Regions from separate parts of the Mus musculus genome. Here region 2 is linked to region 1. Evidence: chromatin loops called from intact Hi-C (ENCODE). Cell type or tissue: heart. All regions are shown on one strand.

The links. Hi-C counts contacts between places; a loop is a spot of excess contacts. Peaks named below come from ENCODE experiments on the same cell type or tissue, not always from the same donor. Only the 100,000 strongest peaks of a DNase experiment are listed, where the experiment ranks them.
Region 2: it touches region 1 in a loop (6-fold over the local background); 4 of 42 quality-filtered maps call a loop at or near these places.

What each region holds. Positions count from the first base shown.
Region 1 is chr10:31,461,126-31,469,125 of GRCm38, forward strand. Gm51764 (a long non-coding RNA gene) reads left to right here. Exons shown (of 3, transcript XR_003948861.1): 3 at 664-1,772. Among named protein-coding and RNA genes, the nearest start is that of Gm51764, 16 kb to the left of the region's middle. In heart, a CTCF peak has its summit at 4,897; no DNase peak of the experiment used is centred here.
Region 2 is chr10:32,886,297-32,894,296 of GRCm38, forward strand. It overlaps Nkain2 (Na+/K+ transporting ATPase interacting 2), which reads right to left and starts at 3,619. Exons shown (of 7, transcript NM_001013411.2): 1 at 3,347-3,619. The coding sequence starts at 3,400. In heart, a CTCF peak has its summit at 4,697 (motif pointing left); DNase peaks (open chromatin) are centred at 3,465 and 4,145; H3K4me3 peaks cover 1,653 bases; H3K27ac peaks cover 1,060 bases; H3K27me3 peaks cover 693 bases.

The sequences.
Region 1 (8,000 bases):
GACTCCTGGCATTCTAAGGCTCAGAGACCACCAGGCCCTTGCTATAGATGTGGTCAGCAAGGTCACTGGGCAAGGGCCTGCCCTATCCCCAACAAGCCAAGAGGACCATGTCCTAGGTGCCATCAGAAGGGACATTGGGCTGTTGATTGCCCTCAAGTAGCACAAAACAGAGAGACATCACTCCCAGATAAGACAGCCGACCTCCTAGGCTTGGCTATAGATAACTGAAGCAGCCAAAGTTCCCTCAACCTGACCACGCCTATCACTAGCAAGGAGCCCTGGGTAGTTATCATGGCATGTGGGTGGCCCATCTCCTTCCTCTTGGACACCGGGACCACTTACTTAGTCCTGACAGAGTTTTGGGGACCCACTGCACATTCGAGTTTTCTTATCATCGAGGTAGGAGGACAACCTAATCTTCCTCATCAGACCCCACCACTTAGCTGCATTTTTAGAGGTATATTTCTCACCCATTTCTTTTTGGTAGTGCCAACATGTCCTGTCCCCTTATTGGGAAGGGATCTTCTAGCTAGGCTGGGAGCCTCTATTTCCTTTGCTCCTCCTATTTGCCTAAACCCAAGCTCACCAGAAGTACCTCTGCTCCTTCTTCTAGCCAGCCAACATACTAACACTAACATGTTGTTTCCTTTACCAACTTCTCAGGTGGACCCTCGAGTTTTGAATGCCCAGAACCCCTCTTTTGCTAAACATCATTCTCTTGTTGTCATCCAGTTATTGGACTCTACCAGGTACATCACCCAAGCGCAATACCCTTTCTCTCTCCAAAGCTTTAGGGGACTTAATCCTATCATTTCTGACCACTTAAGGAAAAAACTCTTTTGCCCCACCTCTTCTCCATTTAACACCCCTATACTAGCCGTCAAGAAACCTAATGGAACCTATCGACTGGTTCCAGACCTCAGACACATTAATTCTGGAGTGGTTCCCCCTCCATCGCATTATGGCTAACTCTTATACATTTCTTTCCACTATCCCCTCTTTGACATCACCCCTCATAAATGGCACTAACTTGTCATTTCATCTTTTGCTTCAGGCCTTAATGTCGACATACCAACTCCTTAATGTCACCAGGCCTGGTCACTTTAAAGATTGCTAGATATGTGTACCCCCTGGAATTAACTCACAATTGTCACTAGCAGTGTCTCCAGTGATACTGTCAAGTAACTTTACCTCACCTTTTGCCAGCTGCCCTGACTCTGACATTGCCATGACTCCATATGTTACTTCTATCCCTCTCTTTGGCATGGCAAACTGTTTTAATACGTCTGGGACACATTCTATAGGAATGCTAAGTTCCCTAGATGGCAATAGAACCATAACCCTCGATATATCATCTCTGCCACAATGCCCTGCAATCCAGAACACGTTGATTCTTTGTGACACTCAGGCATATCATCGCCTACCCATCAGCTGGTTAGGAGTTTGCACATTGGTACTCCTTTTTCCTGAACTGGGAGTAATCCAGGGAAATGAGCCCCTGCCAATCCCAGATGTAGATATGATAGCTGCCCAACATAAGAGGGCAGTTCAGGTCGTGCCACTCTTGGTCACTATGGCAATAGCCATAGATGTTGGTACTGGAATTGCAGGTCAAACAACTTCCATGACCCAATATAATACATTCACTTCCCAATTTAAAAGCGATCTTCAAGAATGACTGAGGCTGTGCTTACTATCCAGAAACAGATCGATTCTCTGGTAGCTGTGGTGCTTCAGAACTGATGGGGGCTAGATGCCCTGACAGATAAAGACGGTGGCCTTTGCCTGTTCCTCCAAGAAGAATGCTGTTTCTACATCAACCAATCTGGGATAGTGAGAAATAAAATCCAGGAGCTACAGTCAGACATAAAGAATTTCAAGGAACATGAATTTCTGGGATTTTCGAAAACCCTATATGGAAGTGGATACTACCTTTTGTAATGCCTTTTCTAGTCATCCTCCTGGTGTTATTATTTGCTCCCTGCCTCATTAATCTTGTTTCTACATTCCTTCAATGACAAATAAAAAAAAAATCTAACCAAACTATGAATCAGTTCCTGTTACAGGACTACCAGTCACTGCCCACAGAAGATCTGCTGTCCACAGAGAAACCTGATGCGAACATTTACCAAGTGGATCCCGATGGTGAAAGTCAGCTGCACACCAAAGTTGATGACACCCCTAGACAGCAGGAAGTAGCTTAAGAGACACAATACCCTCATTCCCTTTTCACCATCAGCTTCCCCCTTCTCTCTTTTCCTTCTCTTTATAATAACAAGAAGGGAGGTATATTGGTATCAGGACCTCTGAAACCTGTGACATCACATAGGCATGACCCGCACACCAATTGCCAAGTTAACAGCCACCATATTCCCAGAATCCACCTAGCTCACCTCCCAAGTTTATCTGTGACTACATCAGCATCCATAAATAAAGGCACCCCTGATCTTTCTCCCTTTCTCTTTCTCTTTTCTCCCTTCTCTTTCTACTGCCACCTTGCCCCACACCCGACCCCAATAAACCTCACATGGAACTATTTGGCCTGGTGTGATCCTTCTGAAGCCACGTGACAATCAAGATCATAACACCAAACAATAGTGTCCACAGGAAGAAAAACAATGCTGCTTTCACCCATGGTTGAGGTAAATTTGCACAGAAGCATCGAAGGACAGTGGAGCAGTACACAACAAAGTTGAAATATTGGAGCTTCAGTCCATCTAGCTCATGCCTGGGTCTCCATCTCATCAGAACTGGAAGAATCTTCCTTAACCCTGTCTGTGTAGAAGGACACATGCACTGACTATAATAACCAAAATTTTCAAACTTGTAAATTCCCATCAACATGAATTGCATAAATGAAGTGGATAAACAAGGGTTCTATATTTATGTGAACTATTATAAGCACCAGGAAAAATCTAGTTATACTTTCAAATATTCCTATGGTTAAATCTGGAAAACAGAAGGAATCCAAAATCACTACCTTTCAATACGTTGGCTGTACTTGTTTTCCTTAAAGTTTGAAAAAAGTGCAATGCAATGTGTGCCGCCTGGACAACTATGAATGGAGTGCAATGTAAATTTGTAGACCAAGATTGTTTGAACCTGTTTCTTGTTTCTTAACTCAGTTGTAGGATTCCCAAGTGTGAACTTGGAAAGTAACATTCTGTTGCAGTGTTCAAAGGCTGGTCTGGTCTAGAAAGGTGTGTATGACAACAGTATAAATTATCCAGGAAGGAGGGGTGGACATTTCAGGACAGTGTGAAGGAAGGAGCATGCCAACTGGAGCAGACCACAGGCTTGGATCATTTCTATAGAGTTTTATTAAAAAAAAAAAAAAAACAAACGGATACCACATGAGTAAAAATGCAATGTTTTGATAGAACTGGGTGGGGCACCCTGATGAGAATTTCTTCCTGGAAAATCATGAATAATGCCCGCAGCCTTATAAGGGTTCAGTGACAAAGTAGGATTCTATCAAATCCACTCTGAGTAACCAATAAGTTAATTGTGCTTACTTGTAAGAGCTGGGGGAGACAGGAGGGGGAGAGGGAGACCCTAGGGGAGGAGAAGGAGGAGAAACTACAGTTGGAATGTGATGTATGAGAGGAGAATATATATATATATATATATATATATATATAAATTTTAAAAACTAATTATAAGATAATAGGCAAAGGGCTGCTTTTAGGAGTTTGGAGGACCCCAGAGAGTTGGCACTGGAAAGTCTTTGCCTGGCCAAAAAGATGGCTTCTTCTAAGCTGCATAGATGTTCATACCCATTGCTGGGATGCTACATATTTTGCATATCTATTCTATTTATTAGTCCATCTATTTTCCCACTGGAGTAATTAAAAAAAAAAAAGCTTTTCGGTCATGAGCTGGGTCAACAGTTTAAAGTATTCACTTAAAACTGAAGGAAGCTGATAGGACAGGACAGGCTCCAGGAGTTCTCAGGCAGTGTCACAGCCTAACCAGCTCAGAATGGGAAATTCACAACTGCCCGCTACTGTCTGTCAAATGAGCACAGAAGCTTCTTCTGAAAGATGAATGAAATCAATCTAAAAGCAAGGTTGATCCAGCAGGCTGCTTGTAAAATTCAATATCCTGCAGAGGAAAAAAAATCATTTTTATTCCTCTTATATAGTCAGAATTTTACTTTCTATTTTATTATTTTTTATTTCACCTCCCCTGATTTCCAACCTACTTATCTGCTAACATCACACACTAACACATGCACGCATGTGCTCACTTACACATAAACACACATACACACCTACACTCATGCATACGACAAATCATAAGCATTGAGTTTTGAGGGGAAATTGTGAATATGCAGTGGCCTCATTTACAGACTAAATAATGACTTTCTGTCAAGCAAGCCCACAGTTCTCTGTTTTCCCGATGACCACTGCAAGTACTGCCTCAGGTCCAGTCAGGATCTGCATACAAAGTCAGCCATTTGTAGCAGCTTTCAGTTTCCTCGGTGAGGCAAGTGACTCTGTAACTTCCTGTGTTCGTACATTTAGTATCTGTTGAGGAAACGCTATCACCCCTGTCCTCCAAAGTAACTTTTCATAAATCTTGCAGATTCAATTCTAAAAACTTGCTTTTCTGTGTGAAGTTTCCTTAACTCTTTATACCATGAAATCCACCAATAGGGAATTAAGTTTCCAAAGTGTTATAGGAGGTTATTTTTTTCTATGTTTATCATTAGGCTATTGTTTAGTGTATATTAAATCTTACTCATTTTTCATGATAAAAAGTTGGTGTATGAAATACTTTAAAAATAAATCAATTTCAATAGAAATATTTAAAACTCACAGCTCATCTAGACAAGGCAAAATAGTTTGTGAATTAGCGATTACAAATAGATTCAAAACTGTGTTGTCCAAAATGAACACCAGGGGATGCCAAATCATAAGGATGCTAAAATAAGCCTGTAAAGGAAACCCTTGTTTCAATGGAAATACCAATGAGAATAAGAGCCAGCATTTCTTGATTATGTATTCCATTCTAAGCACTTTTTCTTAGCCAATTTTCTTATATAAGCTCATTTTTCCTCACAATATCTTTAAAATGAGATGTTATTATCTCTATTTTGTAGATAGGATATGTCAGATGATAAAAATGTTTATGTTGCTTTGCTTCAATTTGTGGTTTACATTGCATCCAACCTTATTCCACGCACTGTCCTAGGGTCTGATATGGATTAGCTCAGCTACAATTTGCAATAACCGCACGATTCATGTTGTATCGCACCCTTTGTTCTCAATGCCTTGATTGAAACCTAGGGAGATTCTTGAATTTCCTCCAAACACATGTAAGGCATAATTGGTTCAAACAACGTCTATCTGGAGCTGAAGCTTCAGTTTCACTCAGTTGAATAAACAATGACAGATGCACAATAAAATCACTCAACTTATCTTACCCTGCTCTTTCTCATTGGACCCAAGTACACACCTCAAATACTCATGATGTATGCCATTTCTCCATCTAGTATTAAGTTAGGGTTTCAGAGGCAGCATACCAAGCAGCATGTGGCTACAAAGGCTTGACATTCATTTCATTTATTTATTTTATGGCTCATGTGTTTACAGTTATATGTACATTATGGAAACAAGAGAATGAGTCCATAGGACTAACTTACCACCACAGACGACACTCATGCCAGGTGCTCATTTCACCACATGCTATGCTAGAGAGGCTACAACAAAGGAAGAAACGCTACAAAGAAAATGGCTTTGTGGGATTCTCAGCCACTCTTGAAATGAAATGGTAACATTTAACTGAATTGGATCAAGAAAGCATCCTATAGAAGAAGGAGGGAGGAAAAAGAGGAGGAAGGAGAGAGGGGGAAGAGGGGAAAGAAAAGAAGGAGGGAAAATAAGGAGAGATTATAGGCCATTGGTAATAATTGTGGCTTTAATTTCTTGATTTTTCACATAAACTTATGTGTGGTTCACTCAAAGAAACTTGCATTAAAAAATGTGGGGGGTTAGAAATGCCATGAACAAAATTTAAAGTTATGAAAATTTAAACATGATAGTAGTCCTTCCTTAGTATATATTTATCCACTTAGCTAGTTTGAGGCACAACGCTTTGAGCATGGTAGACAGTGTGATACCATAACCGTGGCCTTCAGAATGTTTATTTTGCTAGTAAGTGACCTGAAAGAGTCAGCAGACTGGTATGTTTTCCAGTGAGTAAGATAAACACAGAACACCGCACTGCCCTTCCTAGACTGCTCTGGTTTTTCTGTTCTGGGCTCTGGGATGAACTCCCCTTCCAGACCAGGATTTCCACCTTCCTTTTGGCAGAGCCGAGCCAGCCTGCACTAGTTAAAAGCTTGCTCATGCTGCTTGTGCTGTGAGCAAGATCCCAGAGGTTTCAGAAAGTTATAAGCAGTATGCTGGGTTCCGTAGCTGAAATTTAGGCCATAAAAATGAATTATGAATTCTACAAGCACAGTTGTTAGTTTGGGCTTGATTTTCAAGATTTATTTTATTTTTATTTTATGTATATGTGTATATAGGCCACGTGTGCGGCAGTGCCCAAGGAAGCAGAGGAGGCCACTGGATCCCCTAGAGCTGGAGTCACAGGCTGCTGTGAGCTGCCTCAGGAAACGAAACTCCGAGTGTCTGAGCCATCTCATCATCCCTAGCACAGTTTTTAACGGAGAACAAGGAAGGGGAGCTACTTTTGCTCTGTGCTGTCTTTCCTGGGTGTCTAGTGTTTCCTAACAGTATACTCAGCTCTCAACATCATTTTGACCTTCCATTTGTAGTTGCTGAGAGTTCAAGGTAGACTGCATGGACTTTCCGGTGTTGTCCTTCTTCTCATTGGCAAGGAAAGGCCAGCTCCTCAAAACCCCTCCTTGCCATACTGCTGACTCTTGGGCTTGCCTAGTCTCCCTGTCTGGAGTGGTTATCTGTTTTCAAGAATGCCACTACAAAGTACTGCTACACGCCCTAAACAATGGAAAGAAAATTTTTTTTTCATGGATCTGTAGAGTCTGAGATTAAGACTAGAGGGCTGGTGTCCTCTCAGGTCTCTCTCTATGAGTCGTGCTCACCCCAACACCTATACCCCACCTCCATTTTCAAACTATCTTTCTTCTCTGAGTACCTCATCTCTCTCTGTGAAGATAGTGTGAAGACTGAGTTAACATCTTCCCTAATGATGTCATCAAAAAGTAACTGTCTCTTTAAAGCAGTGGTTCTCAGCCTTCCTAATGATCCGACTCTCTAATATGTATATATGTGTGTGTGTGTGTGTATATATATATATCCCCTCATGTTGTGGTCACACCAACCATAAAATTATTTGTTGCAACTTCATAACTGTAATTTTGCTACTGTTATGAATCATAATGTAAATATCCAATATGCAGAATATTTGATATTAGACACTTGTGAAAAGGTTGTTTTACCCCAAGGGGTAGGACAACAGACTGGTTGAGAAATATTGCCTTAAAGACTTCATGTATAAGTGTGGTCACATTCTGGGACAGTAACAGTTAGGGTATTGATTTGGAAATGGAGGGCACAAATCCATCCAGTGAGGGGTTATTGTTATAATGTGAATATTTTGCTAGTTAATGTTTTGTTTCCTTCCTAATTAATGTGTGGACTGGCAGAAATAGGCAGTGACATTCACTCATGATCTAGATCTCTTACTTCACAGTCCATGAGAGATCTGGGGGGTCTGGTTGGTTGATATTGTTGTTCTTCCTATGGGGTTGCAAACCCCTTCAGCTCCTTCAGTCCTTTCTCTAGCTCCTCCATTGGGGACCCCATGCTCAGTCGAATGGTTGGCTGCTAGCATCTGCCTCTCTATTTGTCAGGTTCTAACAGAGCCTCTCAGGAGACAGGTATATCAGGCTCTTGTCAGCAAAAACTTCCTGGCATCCACAATATTGTCTGCATTTGGTGATTGTATATGGGATAGATCCCCAGGTTGGGCAGTCTCTGGATGGCCTTCCCTTCAATCTCTGCTGCATT
Region 2 (8,000 bases), 1.4 Mb after region 1:
CACAGGACTCTGGTATATCAATATGTATGTGATCTGAAGCTCACTTACTTGGAAATAAAGTTGTGTTTTCATTATAAAATAAGTTATGTTGAGTTATTTTTCACTGAGAAATATTAGAATACTATGGAAAGTTGTGTTTGATTCAAAGAAAACCTGAGGGACAAAAGGTAGACTCTTTCACTAGCTGACTGAATGTTCTATCTTGGCCTGTAATCCTAAACCCATCACTGGAAACACGGTGATAATTTCTGTTACTATCTGAAATCTTCAGTGAAGGCAGCAACGATAACCAGGAAATCACATCCTAGCGATTATGAGCTTAACTTCTGGATTTTGCCCAAGGAGCAAATCTCTTTCCAGAAATTACATTTATTTTTTTTTTTACAAAAATCACACTGATATCTAAAGTGAGTTTAACCATACAACTCGGAAATTTCAATTTATGATACTTGTGGACACTTTCTCATTGAATAAAATTTTAGATTAAATTATCATGGTGCGGAATTTTCATTTATTTTATGACCTGATATTCAGATGTTACAATAATAAACATATATTTATGCCTTCACTCTGTCAAACACTGAGATTTTAAAAACATATTTTATATAATTAACAGCAAGGATATACACTCCTGGCTAGAAAAATGCCTCTGGAGCTTATGAACCTGTTCTTCACATGTCAAATGTCCAAAATACCACATCTGCTTTGAAAATAATGAGACAAATGAGGTCTCTGTTTCTACAGTACTTAACAATACTACATCCTTTTCTAAGATTAGCTATAAATTGATGTAATTTTTCAACTGAAACACAACACTCAATTTATAAGATTACAGATTAATGCTTTTAGAAACTTAAGTTATTTAATAAAAAGAGAATTTAATCTTAGGTATCTTTGGCTTCCAGTAGTTTTAACAAATCTCAGGTTGTGTTTATGAAAGTAAAGCAGGCATAAAAGTCTCAACACACTGAACATTTCAGAAGTCAACAAAACTGGAATCTCTCTGCCAGCCAATGATACAACAAGTCAAAACTTAGGCTGGGAATATGGTTTTTATGTAAAATAAAATTTTCCCAGACTAACCCAAAGATGTGCCAAAATTTTGTATCTATAAACATAGAGTGAAACATGTACTTCCACTCATAGGTGTTCCACAACACTTTGCAAAGAGTTACTTTATGTCAGATTGCATAAATATCTCTACAACACAGCAATGAACAAGAATCTCTTATGCCCTACAGGCTTTTACTATTTCACTCCATTAGAACAATTAATTGTCTTTCTCCTTTGTTTTTGTTCTATCTCTGCATTAACATGGCTGCTAATTATATTAGTCTGGTGGCACAAGAAGAGGGAAAGGAAAAAGACCAGGATTTTCTCATGAAGCATAGAATACTTCTCAGGACCCCTAGCTGTGCGCTTGCTTAGGCTGAACATGCCTGTCTTACAGCCAACTCTATTTTGTTGGAGAACATAGTCATTATTAAGGTTTCTTTTCCATTAAGTATTCTAGCTCCTCTACAAGAAATAGTTGCATATATGCACACACACGAGAGAGAGAGAGAGAGAGAGAGAGAGAGAGAGAGAGAGAGAGAGAGAGAGCAACAGAAGAAATCTACAGCTGTATCATGTTTGTATATTTAGCTTCCTCACTGGTATATTTATATTTTCCAATTATTTTAAGAATTTATATTCATCATACAAAATGTCATCTGATCCCAATACATACAGTTGCCCTACATACAATTGCCCTACCACATTAATAAAGCTCCTCTCACGTTAAACAATTTAGAGTTAACTTCCATGTTTCTAAACTGAGAGGAATATAAGAATGTTCTACCCACCAACCTATTCTTAGTTTTACACTTTACAACTGTGATACTGCAAATATAGACTATTCTGAAACCTATACAACACACACACATGTTTGGGAAATGCAATGCAACTTGGAATATTTGGGTTACATTGGTAGTTTTACAAAGTAAACTCTGGTTAGCTCTATTGTTAATGGCAATAGTTCTTTGCTGCAATACTTATATGAATCTGGGGTAGAGATATAGAAGCTGGTTTACATAGCATTGAGAATACATAAAGCTCCTAAAATTAGATCTCTTCTTTTCCCTTACAACCAAGTCCATAATACACAATTCACAGATTAAGGAATACACCATCCAGGACTTTCCTGGGTGGCGGTGGGATACCAGAGCTGAGATGCCTCAAACACTTTAAGTAAGTTTTTTTAAAGGAAAAAAGAAAGAGAAAAGAAAGAAATAAAAGAAGAACCCTCTGCAGGTCTTTGCAAGTGATAAACAGTGAAGAAAACTTAAGAAATTCTTTTGTCAGTTTTAATAGCAAATTCTTGTTCATTTAAACACCCTGCGATGACTGGATTTTCAATAATTGTCTTCCATTCTACAGCCCCCAACCCTTTATAAAACAAATAAGGGGAACTGTTTAGACTAATTTATACTTTCTATGGAAAGCTACTTGGTGTTGCAGAAGTGCCCCCTATTTCAAATTAACCATTTGCCACTGACATAAATTTTCACCCTATCTTCCCCTAAGCCCCTCCTCCTATTGCCTTTAGGAATTGAAATCGAGACATTATTTGCATTCTTGGCTTTTTAAAAGCAGCAATAGGATATTCTTCCAAACTTACATACAATCCCCCATCCTGTGAGATCAAACAATAGCATCAATTTCAGTGGCAATATTGTACATTATGGAAGACAAGATATTATTTCTTCTTGGAATTTTTGTAGCTCTTATGTTTTAAAGGTCCACTCTGGGGCAATGGTGTTGCAGAGTTTAAGTATCTCTCTCTGATCTACATACTTTTAGAACTCACTGTGGCTTTTTAGTTCAGAATGCTGCTAGAACACATCTGACCTAAACAAGGAGTTTTTAAGAAAATTATAAGACAATATATTCTAAGAAAATATCAAGCGACGATAAATAAATACTTCAAAACAAGTATATAAAAGCCTGAAAATCTGCTTTTCAACTTACACGCATATATAGTAAAATATATATGACAACCATCCTGTTCACATTAGCAAGAATGCCAAGCATAAAAGGAGAGCAACATCTCCACTCCCTTAAAGAAATTAAAGATAACAAGTTTAACCTGCACCTGCAAAACTGTCCTTAGAGGGACAGAAACGGGGAAAGGCAGAAAGGCTCACTTCTGCTGCACCCCTAAAATCATTTTAAATACAGGTAATATGTGGCATCTTTTATCTCTTCTTTTCCCTTCCGTCCTGCTCAATGGCAGATCTCTTACTACACTCCCTGCCCACTCTCTCAATGGTACATAAGAGAATAAGAGAACCCAAGCGTCACTTACCAGTTGCATGCCACAGATAAAGATAAGCGTGCACCTGCCACTGCAATAACCCATGGTTTCCGAGACCCCTGCCACAGCCAGGCTGTCCCACGTCGGCCACCGTCGAGGCCCCAGTTTATCCAATCAGATCGTGGGGAAGGACAGGAGAACCTGCCCAGGGCTCTAGGGCTCCCAGATGCCGCTGCCAATGTCCAGGGAAGTGACAGTGTCCTGCGCGGCGGCGGCTGCCCCAGCCGCGCCCGCCACACATACCTTTACTCGTTCACTGCACTCCCAGCGCCGCGGGCAGCGCCGCCCAAGGAGACGCGCCCGGGCCCCGCAGGGGCAGCAGCGGCAGGCAGACAGCGCCGCCGAGCCCTGGGGCATCTGGCCCGCCAAGTTGCGGCCCACGCCCGACGAGCGCTCGCCCGCCCCGCACTCCCTCCCCACGCACGGGTGCGCGGGCTCCCGGGGCGGCTGAGATGCGCGCCGGGCGCCTCTGTTCTGCGCTCCGCGTGCGGGGCCCAGGGGCGGGGCGGCTGCGGGGGCCGCGCGGACGCCCTGCGGCGCCCTTCCCCTTGCCTAGATGAGCGGATCCCCTCCCAATCAACAACTTCTCAGAGGTCGTGGCGGGCAGCAGCCCTGGCCGTTGCGGGCGTGGTGTCGCGGTGCCTGGGAGCTGCGGGGGCGTTGACTGCGGGAACAACGCGAGGGATCGGGTCGGAGGAGTCCCGGTGGCATGGCTGGCTGGCTTGCTTGCTTGCTTGCGTGCTTGCTTGCTTGCTTGCTTGGCGATGCCTTGCTTTGTTGGTATCGGTCTTGCTGAGGCAACCCTGCCAGAAGCATTACACGTGCAAGCTGTGGTGTGTGTGTGTGTGTGTGTGTGTGTGTGTGTGTGTGTGTGTGTGTGTGTGTGTGAAAGTACGGTTATGAAAAGGGATGGTGAGATATCAACTGGGGTGCCGCTAAGGCATTCTTCCCCACTGGAAAACCTGCATGCACTTACAGCAAAGAGCGGAGGGAGAGAAGTGGACACGGTGGCGGCCAACCAACAGTCCTGTGCTTGGCACGAGGCAAGGACAGCAAGGGACAGAGATTCCAGAGTTTCAAAGATTAGCCTGCTACAAGGACCGAACGGAATTGCCTCTTGAAGTTGCAAAATGTAGGGAGCCAGAGGAAATGTAGGAGTTTGGTTTTGGTGCTTCAGACTGCTTTCTTAACAATGGAAGGAGCCGATGAAATTTGAGCACTTATCTACCAGACCTCATGCACCATCCGGTTGGTTATGTGTCCTTGCTTGGTCATACTCCAGGTTTGACAGCAGCAGTTACCTGCGGACACGCACTCTGGAGCCTGTTGCTGCCACCTACGGGTAAAAAGCTGAAGGGAAAAACATGCTGGAGCAAGTGATGGTCATTTAGACCTTGGTGTTCAGAAGAGGGCATTTCATTTACAGTCCCAACAGCTACTGAAAGCATTCCTAATCTGGCTACAGAGAGAGGGTGTACTGTTGAGATCCACTGGATAGTAAAGCCATTGGAATAAAGTGCTGTGAGTGAAAAGAACTGTTCATGGAGCTAAAAAATACCATCGTTAGAGATGTAAAACCGGAAAAAAAGAAAAAAAGCTAACCAACAAGGTTCGTGAGACAAGTAGGACTTAAGCCTCCTTGAAAAACGACATTTGTGTATGGTAACTTTACCCACACTGAGGACCTAGTCTCCCTTCCATCAGCATCAGCTTGAGAATCATTTAGACTGTACCGTAAAACGTAATTCTATCTGTAGTCACTATTTCTTCCTCATTCTTAATCACTGAACTATGACCTTTCAACACATGGCATTCCTCTCTTTTTGTGGGCACACTGAATTGTTTCCTAAGCAGAGGAGGCTCTTGGCTAAGAAATAAAATGATTTCCTTGAAACCCATCTTTATCGGGCAACGGAGGAGAGGTGGGGGATGATGACCTCAGCCTTTTCAACGCACATATTGGAAATGCCAAAAACAGATTAGTCCATGCCATGGGGTCTCCACCAGCATTCAGTCCTGATTCTCTACAATAGTAACCATTTCATTTCATCTCATCTCTCTGCTCCAGTCCCCATGACTTCCTGGGACAACTTTCAAATAAAGCAATTGTGATGTAATCTTGTATCTGGTATCTGCCTTAAGGGAAACCCAATCAAATAAAATATTCCTCAAGGGCTTTTATGGTAGATATTTTACTGGTATAGTAGCAACGACAAATGTAATTGATGGTAATTCAGTATTGTATGCAACTAGTATCTACTTGATGAATCTACATCACATTGTCTCATTCATTACAGGAAACCTGGGAAGTGATACAATGCCAATTCCCAAGTAAAAGAAACTAAAATATTAGGCAGGAGAAGTATCTCTATAAAAGAGATGCATGTTCTCAGACAGAACAGTCAAGTTGGAATGCTCATCTTCTGTAAATAAAAATTGGTGTCCCAAATCACTGTGCAATACACCATCATTGATATTTTAATGAGTTTCTCAGCCATCTTCTAGTTTCACCCAGAAGTGATACTAAACATGTTTAGAGGGTGTTTAAGTATTTACTTCTTTGTGAAGTAAATTCCTATCACGTCCTTTATACACAACATAGCTAATGCCGGGCTTCTGCAAAGGTGCCCTAGTTACAGATGCAATCCCATTCCTTGAGGTGGCTGTACCTTTCTTGTTGCTTTTCCTTTTGTCCCTGGAACTAAACACCTTCCTGGAAGGAACATTAATCACAGCTGAGAGTCCTAGCTGTTCCATAGAAGTGTGTAGAGAAAAGAGATGTCTGAAATTGGAAAGTCGATTGCATTTTCACTTAGAAAGAAGGTCATAAAGTGTTTAGCTATGAGGTGCTAAGGGCTTTCCTTGACTTGTCTGATGACATAACTATTGTTAATTACCTTGATTCTGTGGGGGAAATGTCTACACATCTGCATACCTCCATCTGGACTCACCTTGACAAATGGCTTTAAAGTGCTTTTCAAGGTTTATTCACACCCACTTCATTTTCTTTCAGGACAACTCACTGTCTGTCCTGAGCACACAGCATCTAAGCCAGTTAGAGGTGACTCCATACTCAGCTATGACAAAATTCTCATGCCTGGGTGTGTATCTCCTCTGAGCAGTTTCACTACAAGTTTACACAGTCTTTATTGCATTTAACAAATAGACCAGTAACAATTATCCTTACAGTCACTAAAATAACATTTAACTGATTAGATAACTTGAACAAATGTGGATAAGGAGCATATTAAAATATTGATAGTAAATAAAATTAAAGTAATCATAAGTCTTTCTGCCTGTTTCCATACAATGTTTCTTTTACAAATATAGGACTATATTAGCAGAATATATTCTAATATGATGGGTCATCTTTGTTGTGATTGACTGTGGTCATTATTATTAGGCTTATGAACTCTGAACCCAGAGGGTTTGGATTGTTATAGCAAACTCTACCATTTATCAACCAATTTTAGACAAATGTGCCTTAGTTTTCTTAACTATACAATATGTCATAGCACTGTTGTGTTAGTATACACAAAGCTTTCAATATAATGCCTACCACTTAGCTACTATAACTTTTCCAGTTATCATGATTCTGCCTGTCATAGATCTTTAACATTGATCACAATGCTAAATCCAACATAAAATATGCTTAATTCATATTTTTGTCTCCCTACAGGTTTGTGGTAGACAAAATAGTTGTTCCCTAAATGTGCCCACATTGTAATTATTGAAACCTCGGAATTTCTAGTGAATATGCCACTAGTAACCACTGATTTTGCTGAACTGGTTAAATAAGATGAGTAGAGATGTTGGATTATCTTGTTGAACCTCGTACCACCTGGAGTTCTTGGAAGCAAAGAACTTTTTCTAAGTGCAGAGTGTTTTATAGGCTGTCAAATAAAGAGGCTATGACCATAGCACCTTGGGCATCCTCTAGAAGTGAAAAAGGTGAAGGCTCACTCCTCCATTATACACAGAAGTAATGCATTAATGCTTACAGCTTGATATAGAACTATGATGGATTTTTATATGCATGCATATATGTGTGTACAGTTATATAAAACTATTGAATCTATAACTTGTTATGAGTTCAGTTGAAAACCATTGGCATTTTATTCTGATATTTAACTTTTACAAATGTGAATATGTAGGTATGTTTTTATTTTTTTGCATTATGTTTCTTTCCTTATGATGTTCCTAGAAACTTACATATAGTCAAGGAAAAGTACTTTCACACTTCTTCTAAAGGGTCTTAGTAGTCTTACCTCTTGCCCCACCACCAATGAATAGTAACCCCTAAAAAACTTTTTGTTCTACTTCACATGTGTTCATAATGTACTGTGTTCTAAAAATGAATCACATTGAATCACTTTTTATAATAATTTCTCGGAAAAGTTCAACTCCTTTCCTTAATAAAATTATCTAGTGACAGATTCAATCATAAAGAACCACAGCAATAAAAGTCCATTTATCTATTCAACCAAACTGCGAGCCTTCAGGGAAAACTTTGAAAAGAGGTTAAGCCAAGATGAAAAGAGGCAGTTTTAGTTAAGATTAATGTCTGATCAGATAATAGTATTGAATTCAATTTGAGTTCTATGGCCTGCTAAATTAAATGACTTTAACTCATGACTTATATAAA